Linked DNA regions of Homo sapiens: region 2 is linked to region 1. A link is an interaction called in ENCODE POLR2A ChIA-PET data of the cell type or tissue named here. Cell type or tissue: MCF 10A. All regions are shown on one strand. Links, peaks and the distances in the headings refer to the core of each region. The heading gives the core; the rest is flanking DNA. Region 1 overlaps PPP1R14C (protein phosphatase 1 regulatory inhibitor subunit 14C). Region 2 overlaps LOC105378054 (a long non-coding RNA gene).

What was found. Peaks named below come from ENCODE experiments on the same cell type or tissue, not always from the same donor. Only the 100,000 strongest peaks of a DNase experiment are listed, where the experiment ranks them.
Region 2: POLR2A ChIA-PET joins it to region 1 with 5 read pairs; 2 of 35 experiments call an interaction of 5 or more read pairs at or near these places.

The regions. Positions count from the first base shown.
Region 1 is chr6:150,152,789-150,157,183 of GRCh38, reverse strand. The region is part of intron 1 of PPP1R14C (protein phosphatase 1 regulatory inhibitor subunit 14C); the gene reads right to left. Among named protein-coding and RNA genes, the nearest start is that of PPP1R14C, 12 kb to the right of the region's middle. In MCF 10A, for the core only: no CTCF peak of the experiment used is centred there; no DNase peak of the experiment used is centred there.
Region 2 is chr6:150,295,470-150,299,864 of GRCh38, reverse strand. All of the region lies in intron 2 of LOC105378054 (a long non-coding RNA gene), which reads right to left. Among named protein-coding and RNA genes, the nearest start is that of IYD, 71 kb to the left of the region's middle. In MCF 10A, for the core only: no CTCF peak of the experiment used is centred there; DNase peaks (open chromatin) are centred at 1,694, 1,954 and 2,334.

The sequences.
Region 1 (4,395 bases), core at 147-4,146:
GTATCTCATTCTTTGCCTTCCTTCAGAGTTTATAGTAAGGTGTCAGTAGTTAACTAAGTAAATTCCTCATTTTGTTCTTCTTCAGAGTGATGAGTTAACTCAACCTTGGGATCATTCACCATTGAATGCAGCCCGTCACCTCTTTGAAACCCCAAAAGGGTTCTTAATCTAAGTCTAACATGGGATGTTCCCAAGGTTTAAGGCATGACTGGCAGCTAAATGCTTTGGAGTCTCTGGCTAGTTCAGGTGACAACCTTTCCATTTACCTAAGTACAGACAAGTTTTCATTATCTAAATATCTCTCCATGTAAACTGCTTCTGGTATAAGATTAGTAAATGCTGAACCATCTCGCATGAAGAAGAAATGGAATATCTTAACATAACAAAAGGCACTTGTCTAACAGAGATAGTACGTGTTGTTTTTTAGTTTTAATATTTCTAGGGTGCTTTCATTATAGCAAGCATAATCATGTTTTAGCACCAAATCAATTACTCATTTTCTTTTGACTTGTCAGAGAGCTGCCACACCCCAACACAAACATGAGAAAAACCAGTTGACTAATTTGAATTGTTATGTAGAGTATTAGCTCATAAGAACCAAACAGAAAAGCTATCTCTGCCAATCTGAAAACTCAACACCTCACCTACCTGGCTTGAAACAGATTTAATTCCATTAACATTAGCAGAAATGAATGAAATGGCTTTACCAATGTGTGCGCTATTGACATACAAATATAAGAGAAAAATATTAACAGATGATTGGCGGCAGTAGCTAAGGACTTGAGTGAAAACATCATTTAGCATAAGCAAACCAAGTAATTAATAGTTTTTTACATTGTATTTAGAAAAAGCATTACTTCTACCATGTCAATGATAATATCTGCTGCTTTCAAATATGTAAGATAAAATATATACTCTGTATCCCTTGCCTTATTTAAAGTGAGTTTCTAACTTTTAACCTCAAAAGAGATTGAGCATGGAGTCAATTCCATCTAAATAGATAGACCAAGAGTGCAAGGACTCCATGACCAACGGCTCATGCAAACCTGGCAAAGAAAGAAAGAAGTAGCTCACTCACTGGGGTGTCTACTTCAGAGATAATGGATTTGAATTTTTCTTTTTCTTTCTTTCTTTTTTTTTTTTTTTTTTTTTTTTTTTTGAGACAGAGTCTCACTCTGTCACCCAGGCTGGAGTGCAATGGTGCGATCTTGGCTCACTACGGTCTCTGCCTCCCAGGTTCAAGCGATTCTCTTGCCTCAGCCTCCTGAGTAGCTGGGATTACAGGTGCCCACCATCACACCTGGCTAATTTTTGTATTTTAAATAGAGACGGGGTCTTACCATGTTGTTCAGGCTGGTCTCAAACTCCTGACCTCAAGTGATCCACCCGCCTCAGCCTCCCAAAGTGCTGGGATTACAGGTGTGAGCCACCGTGCCCAGCCAGGATTTGCATTTTTCTTAAGAAATGGCTGACTCCTGTAAATGGTTCACTTGAGAAATAACAGAATCCTGTAAACTGTTCAACTAAGATGAAGCATATTTGAAAATGTATCAAGTAAATCAAACAAAAAAGATTTGCTCAGTGTATTGGCCAAACATGCTAGAATACATGGAAGGTATCTGGGGGGAAATGGTGCAACTGATGTTCACAGTTTCCAGGAAGCAAGTCTTCCTCTTGTTACTGGCAGTTTAAACTTGAGCATGTTACTAAGACTCTTGGAGCCTCCCCGTTTTCTCATTTTAAAATGGAGTAGCTACTTATATCACTGAGTATTTATGTGGGTCAAATGGGATTATCTGATGGTGCTTTATGATTCTATCATTATACCAAATAAATAAATATTACAAAGAATAAGTTCTGCTTTTCACTTCCTGCCAGAACTGTCCATAAAAAATCTTAAGTTTTTCTTGTTATCCCATCCTATTAGTCCTAAAACTAACTATAAAGAGACATTCCAGGAATAAACTCCCCAACAGAAAGTAATTTGCTTAGTATAGATTCAGTCATGCTCTTATTCAAGCTAATTTGTACATTTCACCTTGTTAAATTTCACTTCTGAAAGCTGCTGTGATTTTCCCTCTCAGATGCTCATTTCATATCTCAAAATGAACCTCCCTCAAGTTAAAATAAATACCACCATTAGTTAATTATGAGGTGCCAAGATAAAGGACAAATAATAAGAACAGAAAAGCACCCCCCAAAGCCAATATTATAGGTTATATGCCTAAAAATCTTAAGTCAAACATGCCATTTCTTAAAAGTTAACCCAATTAAATGCAAAGAAAAAGCAGCTATGGTGGCTGTGAGTGTCTGTGCTGTCAGATTCCAAACTTAACTTGAAAGCCAATAGTTAAGGAGAGGTTTCAGAGGAGGAAAAGATGATTTAAAAAAAAAAGTTATTAATCTAATCCTTACGTTCTAGTCCCTACCCAAGCCACTCACACAAGACATCATGCCCAGTGCAGGATGGATACGCTCCCACTTCAGCTACAGGAAATTAGCTCTGCAAATTCGATGGCCCTTTGGTGAACTAGTCTAATCCTTGTCTCAGGTTTGCCTTGAAGGGGAAGACACTTCTATTTCTCCTGCTTTCAATATCACCCTTTCTTTGATACATCTCACTTTCACCAGTGCAGCCCTGGCTTTAGCATAGAACATCTAAAGGTTAGAGCTAGAAAGTCCCAGATCTCCCTCATTTTTTTTCAAATCAAGAAAGAAAACCTGAAAACAAACTCTGTTGGTGAAAATGACTTGCCAAGCTCATCTAGCTGGTCAGCGGTGGCCCGACTAGGACGGAGCTCACAGGCAAGGGCCATTCCCACTACCTCACACTGGGAACAGCCGACAGGAATTAATCTCATAGGTGCCAGCAAGGTTCCCACAGCCACAAAGCATACATCCTGCCCTGGCTTATTCATTCCTGAAGCCCAGCCCTTAAGAGATTACTTTCTCTTACTTAAGATCTGACTTCCTATTAAAATGAAAGATAAGTAAGTTGTTTTTAGTCATTTGCAATCTAATGTCAGTGAATTTATCATATCCTTTCCTGAACACAGACTTTGAGTAAAGAAATATGCAGCCACTATGTACGAAATAACTGTGTGGAATATACTAACACAACTGTGAACAGGACAGAGTCCCTGCCCCAAAGAGCTTTCAATCATATGGTCTCCTCCATTCTTCTGCCATAATGTGAAGTGTTCGTTCCTTTACTTTTTCTACTTTTTCCCTTACACAGTTTAAAAGGGTGAAGCTTTTTATAACCCCTTTCCTGCCCTATGTTATCTGTTGAACAAATAAATGAATGAGTGAGTGAATGAATATTCCAGCCCTCCACAGCTCCTTCCACAGATTTCCCCGTGGATTCTTTCAAAATGAAGAAGCTGTTTCTTAATCACTTTATTCCTCAACCATAAAGTGATGATTTAGAGACCCACCCACGTTCTGGTCTTCTTTTTTCTAAGCTTTTACTCAGTGGAACAGATTTCCAAAATGCCAGTGCTGACTAAGAAAAACCTAGTGAGAATGTATTGGCCCCAACCTTTTAAGCAGAGGCAGGAATCCAGGCTTTCATTCTTGTTCTGTGAAGACTTGTGTGAGCCTGTTGCTCCAAGTCTTATCCACAGATGGAAAAGCACTTGCTACTTCCTTGCACAAGCATTTCTACTCACATAGAAATAAGCAATTCCTGTGCAAACAAAATTCTTGGACATGCTGAAGACTTAAAATTACAGAGAATGGCAGTAACTCGTGATCCCTTTCTTTGAAGACTTTCATTACCCCATACATCTGTGCCTTACGCCACAACTTCCTTTTAGTTCAGAGGTTCAAAGGACTCCATAGTTATAATTTATAACCAGGAAAAAGAACCATAACTTCAAGTTGACAGTGAAAGAGCAGGTTTTCAATACAGGCAGAGCCAAATTATATTCATATGCTTAATTTTGGGAACACATTTCTGAAATGCACATCATGTAACCAGAAGATGCAGCCACTGTCACTCACTGACAGTCAAATAAATAGCACAGACTGAGTGGCTCAACAACAAGCATTTCTGTCTCACAGTTCTAGAGGCTGGAGGTCTGAGATCAGGGTGCCAGCATCCTCCTCCTGGTCTACAGGTGGCCGTCTTCCATCTTCTTGCTGTGCTTTCACGCTGTGCCCTTGCATGGCAGTGAGAGCGAGCTCTGGCCCCTTCCTCCCCTTTTAAGGGCATTAATCACATCACAGGACCTCCACCCTCACGACCTCACCTAACACTAATGACCTCCACGAAGTCCTCCCTCCAAATACCATCACTCTGGGGACTAGCGTTTCAACCTATGAATCTGGGGAGACACAAACATTCAGTCCATAGCAGAGACACCCAAGTGCAGCCAGGTGTGTGAGAGTCAC
Region 2 (4,395 bases), core at 87-4,086, 140 kb before region 1:
TTAGTTTATGTTTTACTGTTTTGTTTCTTAATTCTTTTTTTAAAAAAAAATTCTAAATCTCTTTATTTTTTATCTTTTAAGACACAAAGTCAAAGGGAAAATGGAAATTTCTAAACCTCATTTTTCTCTCTTGCTTTTTACTTTCTGGTTCTTTGCTTTTTATCTTTGTATTTACCTTCTACTTTTTTTTTTTTTTTTTTTTTGAGACAGCCTTGCTCTGTTGCCCAGGTTGGAGTACAGTGACGTGATCTCAGTTCATTGTAACCTCTGCCTCCCGGGCTCAAGCAAAACTCCCACCTCAGCTTCCCAAGTAGTTGGGACCATAGGTGTGCACCACCACACTTGGCTAATTTTTTTTTTTTTTTTAATATGGAGTCTCACTCTGTCACCCAGGCTGGAGTGCAGTGGCGCAATCTCGGCTCACTGCAAGCTCTGCCTCCTGGGTTCACGCCATTCTCCTGCCTCAGCCTCCAAAGTAGCTGGGACTATAGGCGCCCGCCACCACGCCTGGCTAATTTTTTTGTATTTTTAGTAGAGTCGGGGTTTCACCATGTTAGCCAGGATGGTCTCGATCTCCTGACCTTTCAGCCTCCCAAAGTGCTGGGATTACAGGCATGAGCCATGGCGCCCAGCCCTAATTTTTGTATTTTTTGTAGAGACAGGGTTTCACCATGTTGCCCAGGCTGGTCTCAAACTCCTGGGCTCAAACGATCTGCCTACCTCAACCTCCCAACGTGCTGGGAAGACAGGTGTGGGCCACCGTTCCTGGCCTTAGCTTTAAGTTTTAGTTCTGTCTTTTACATTTCTTGATGTTATTCTTTTTTTTTCATTTTTAGCTTCATCTTTTTTCATATCTGGCATTTACTGCCATGTAGCTTCTTTGTATAATCTTGACTGAATTGCTTGCCTTCTCTGAGTCTAGAGTTTCTCATCCTAATAAGGGGCTGTGTCTAATGGCCGACTCATTGTGCTGTTCAAACAGTTGAATGAGGACTTAACACAGTTTCTGCCATGCAGAATGTGCTCAGTAAATGCTTCAAGATTTTTTGTTTTGTTTTGTTTTGCTTTGCCATATTGAATAAAGCTTAGCAAATATCCTCATACACATATCCTGGAATGTTAAGTCATAGGGTATAATCTTTTTAAAAATATTTACTAGGTTGCTAATAAGTTCACAAATGCTATAATTATTCATACTTTTCTCCTTGTTGATTTATAAAATCTCTTTGTGTAAATGTAATATCTTTGTCCTCTGCATTATCATTTTCCCCCAAATGTCCTGCTTGATGACTTTATGTTGCATTTTGCCATAAAAATTTCGTATTTATTTTAAATTTTAGAAATAAGTCTACTTTTTTTCATTTTAGCTTCTGAATTTCCAGTCTTGGTTGGGAAGACATCCTTATCCCCCAGATGGCTCACATGTCTTATGGGTTTTGCATAATTTGGTTTATGTTTCACGTGGCAAATTCTCGCTGCTGAGGTGCTGGATCTCCACCATCATTTGGAGAAAAATTTTGACGCAGACATTGCAATTGACAAGAAAACTTGGTCTAAGGCAGCAGTCCCAGCCCTTCACAGTCCCTCTGAGGATCACAGGGATCTCTGCCCCACCTCTCTGTCTGCTGCCCCACTAAGCAAATCACAATGAAAAGAAAGAAAAGCACAGTCATATCAACATGTCAACACATGCCTTCTTGCAACAGTCAGGTTGATCGCTCAGAAACAGCTCTCTTCAAGATCTTCATGAGGAAAAAAAATTTTTTTTTCTTTCACACAATAACAAAGTGTGAATTGTGTTGAACTGTCATAGAAGGGGTCAAGAGAGATGAGAGTGACAGCAAGAATAAGCATGAGTGAGGACTTTTTTCCAGGCATGGTATGTGGCATCCTGGATATGATGGCCGAAGAGTACAGTTTAGTTGTCCCTGTTAACCACTAGACCCTGGGCTCTGCTCCAAGAAGCACAGAGCATGTCATGTGGCCTCTTTGTTGCTATTGGCATCAAAAGAGCTGGAAAGAAAGATGTTTCCCTACAAACTGCATTTTCCAGTGTTCCCTGGGAACTGCAAAAATAGAGAGAGAGAGACAGAGAGAATGTAAGAGAGAGAGAGAATATAGATACCCATGGATCCTTTTTGCGAGACAGCAGTATTGCAGTAGAGAGTTTAATTATCTCAAGGCTAGCCAAGCAGTATTTGAGAGTTTATTATTCACATCAGTCTCCCAAGAACTCAGAGGCTAGGCTTTTATGGACAGTCTCATGGGCAGGGGACTAGGGAATGGGTGCTGCTGATTGGTCGGAGATGAAATCATAAGGGTGTGGAAAAGGGCCCTTGTGCAATGAGTCCACCTCTGGGTGGGGCCACAGAACTGACTGAGTCATGAGTCATGGGTCTGGGTGGAGTCTGTTGATCACCAGAATGCAAAAGTCTGAAAAACATTTCAAAAGACCAATCTTAGGCTCCACAATAGTGACATTACTAGGGAGCTATTGGGGGAAGTCACTAGTCTTGTGATCTGTGGCCACATGACTCTTGAGCAGCTAGGAATTATAGCTACATTTTAGCAGAATTCGGCCCCTCCCATAATCCTAATTTCATGGCCTTTCATTAGTTTTACAAAGGCAGTGTCAGTCTCTGAGCCAGGAGGGGATCTATTTTAGGAAGGAACTATTATCATTCTTGCTTCAAAGCTAAATTATAAACTAAATTCATCCTGTGGTTAGCTTGGCCTATGCCCAGGAATGAGCAAGGACAGCTAGCCTGTGAGGCTAGAAGCAAGATGGAGTCAGCCACCTAGACTTTTCTTACTGTCATAATCTTTGCAAAGGTGGTTTCAAGACCAGCTGAATAACTAACAACCTTAAGTCTCATCTCGAATCACTTTAAATTGCCCAGCAGGGTGGAAGGATGAAAGTACAAATAACTTGGGGGTCTGGTGGGTGCCTGGGTGGTCTATATCATACACATATGCCCTTGCTGGCTCCCAAAGAATTTTTTCGCAGAGTCCCAGACTTGCTCACAAAGGCCCTGCCGATGGTGTCTATAAACAGATTTGCCCTCGCACCAAATGTGGGTAATAAAAAGTAATAAAAACCTGGAAAGTCAAACCGAATATTTAAGAGAACAATCAGTTGGCCAATCTTTCCCTTGAGTTTCCGCGCCAGGCTGCAGGAAGCATCTCTGTTTCAGGGTGAGCCCATCTCATAGGTTCCCCTTAGCAGCACACGATTCCTGCAGAGCCCTCAGATGCCAAGGTCTGCCTCATGTCTACCTGCATCTGGGGTCCTCCAACACTGGGAGCATCCTCCTGCTGCTGGTACACTTGCCAGCGTCTGCTCCTTCTGCAGGTCTCAGCTCCTATGTGGTGGCCTCTGTCAGTCCTTCCTGTCCCCACAGGCCCCCTCCACGCTCCCCTGCTCTGCACACTTGACCCACACAAGCCTCTGACAAAGTAACTGCTGTGCTCTCTGTCACTGTTGGCCCACACATCTGTCTCCTGCAGGTTCAGGACTATTCTTTAAGTTCCTTGAGGGAGGATTTTCTGGTCTGGGCCAGCTGTGTAGTGCTGGATGGTCTCTGTGGCCTCCCTTGGGCTTCTGGGGCCTCAGCGGGCATGGTGTGGATTGCTGGGATAATTAGGACCTCTTATCCTTCATGTGATCAACCCAGTCTTGTTCACGTGGTGGCAGCAGTTTTCAGCAGCAAGACAGGGCAGGACTCGATGTGCACGCACGTTTCAACCCTCTACTTGTGTTACATTTGCTGTTGTCCCATTGGCCAAACAAGTCACATGGCTAAGGCTAGACTCACTTAGAAGGGGACCAGCCAAGAGTGTGAACCAACTGTGGGCAGCTGTTTACCCCAGCAGGGACTGTGCTTCTCATTTCCGTATCTCAGATGGTCCTCAAGTATGTCCTTTAAATTTTTAAAATTATTTATACAGTTTTAAATGCATAAATATATGGAGTCAGATCAGATATGCTATACAAGTGGCTCAGAGGAGGTGAACAAGCTGGATGGGCAGCAAAGATGTTGGGATGGTCCTGGAGGATGGTGTGGTTTCTAGAGGCTGAGCAGGAAGGTGCCATACAGGTAGGAGCCTGCAGGCTGCGGAAGGGCAGATCGTTTGATTCTTTGCATACATGTGTGCCGTTAGTCTCCCTTCCCCCTCCAGGTCTTCTACCTGCAGTTCACATCCTCGTTCTGTGCCTGGGGAATTTACAGGCTCTCGTGCGTTTCAGCCAGTGGGAGGCACTGGCAGGATTCATGAGGGTGGAGGAGAAAGAGCCAGGGAATTTATACCCTCTTCCTCCATAGGAAGCCTCAGTTATGATGGTAGCTGCTGTATTGGGCCACAGACCCTGTTTTTTGTTTTTGTTTTAGACAGAGT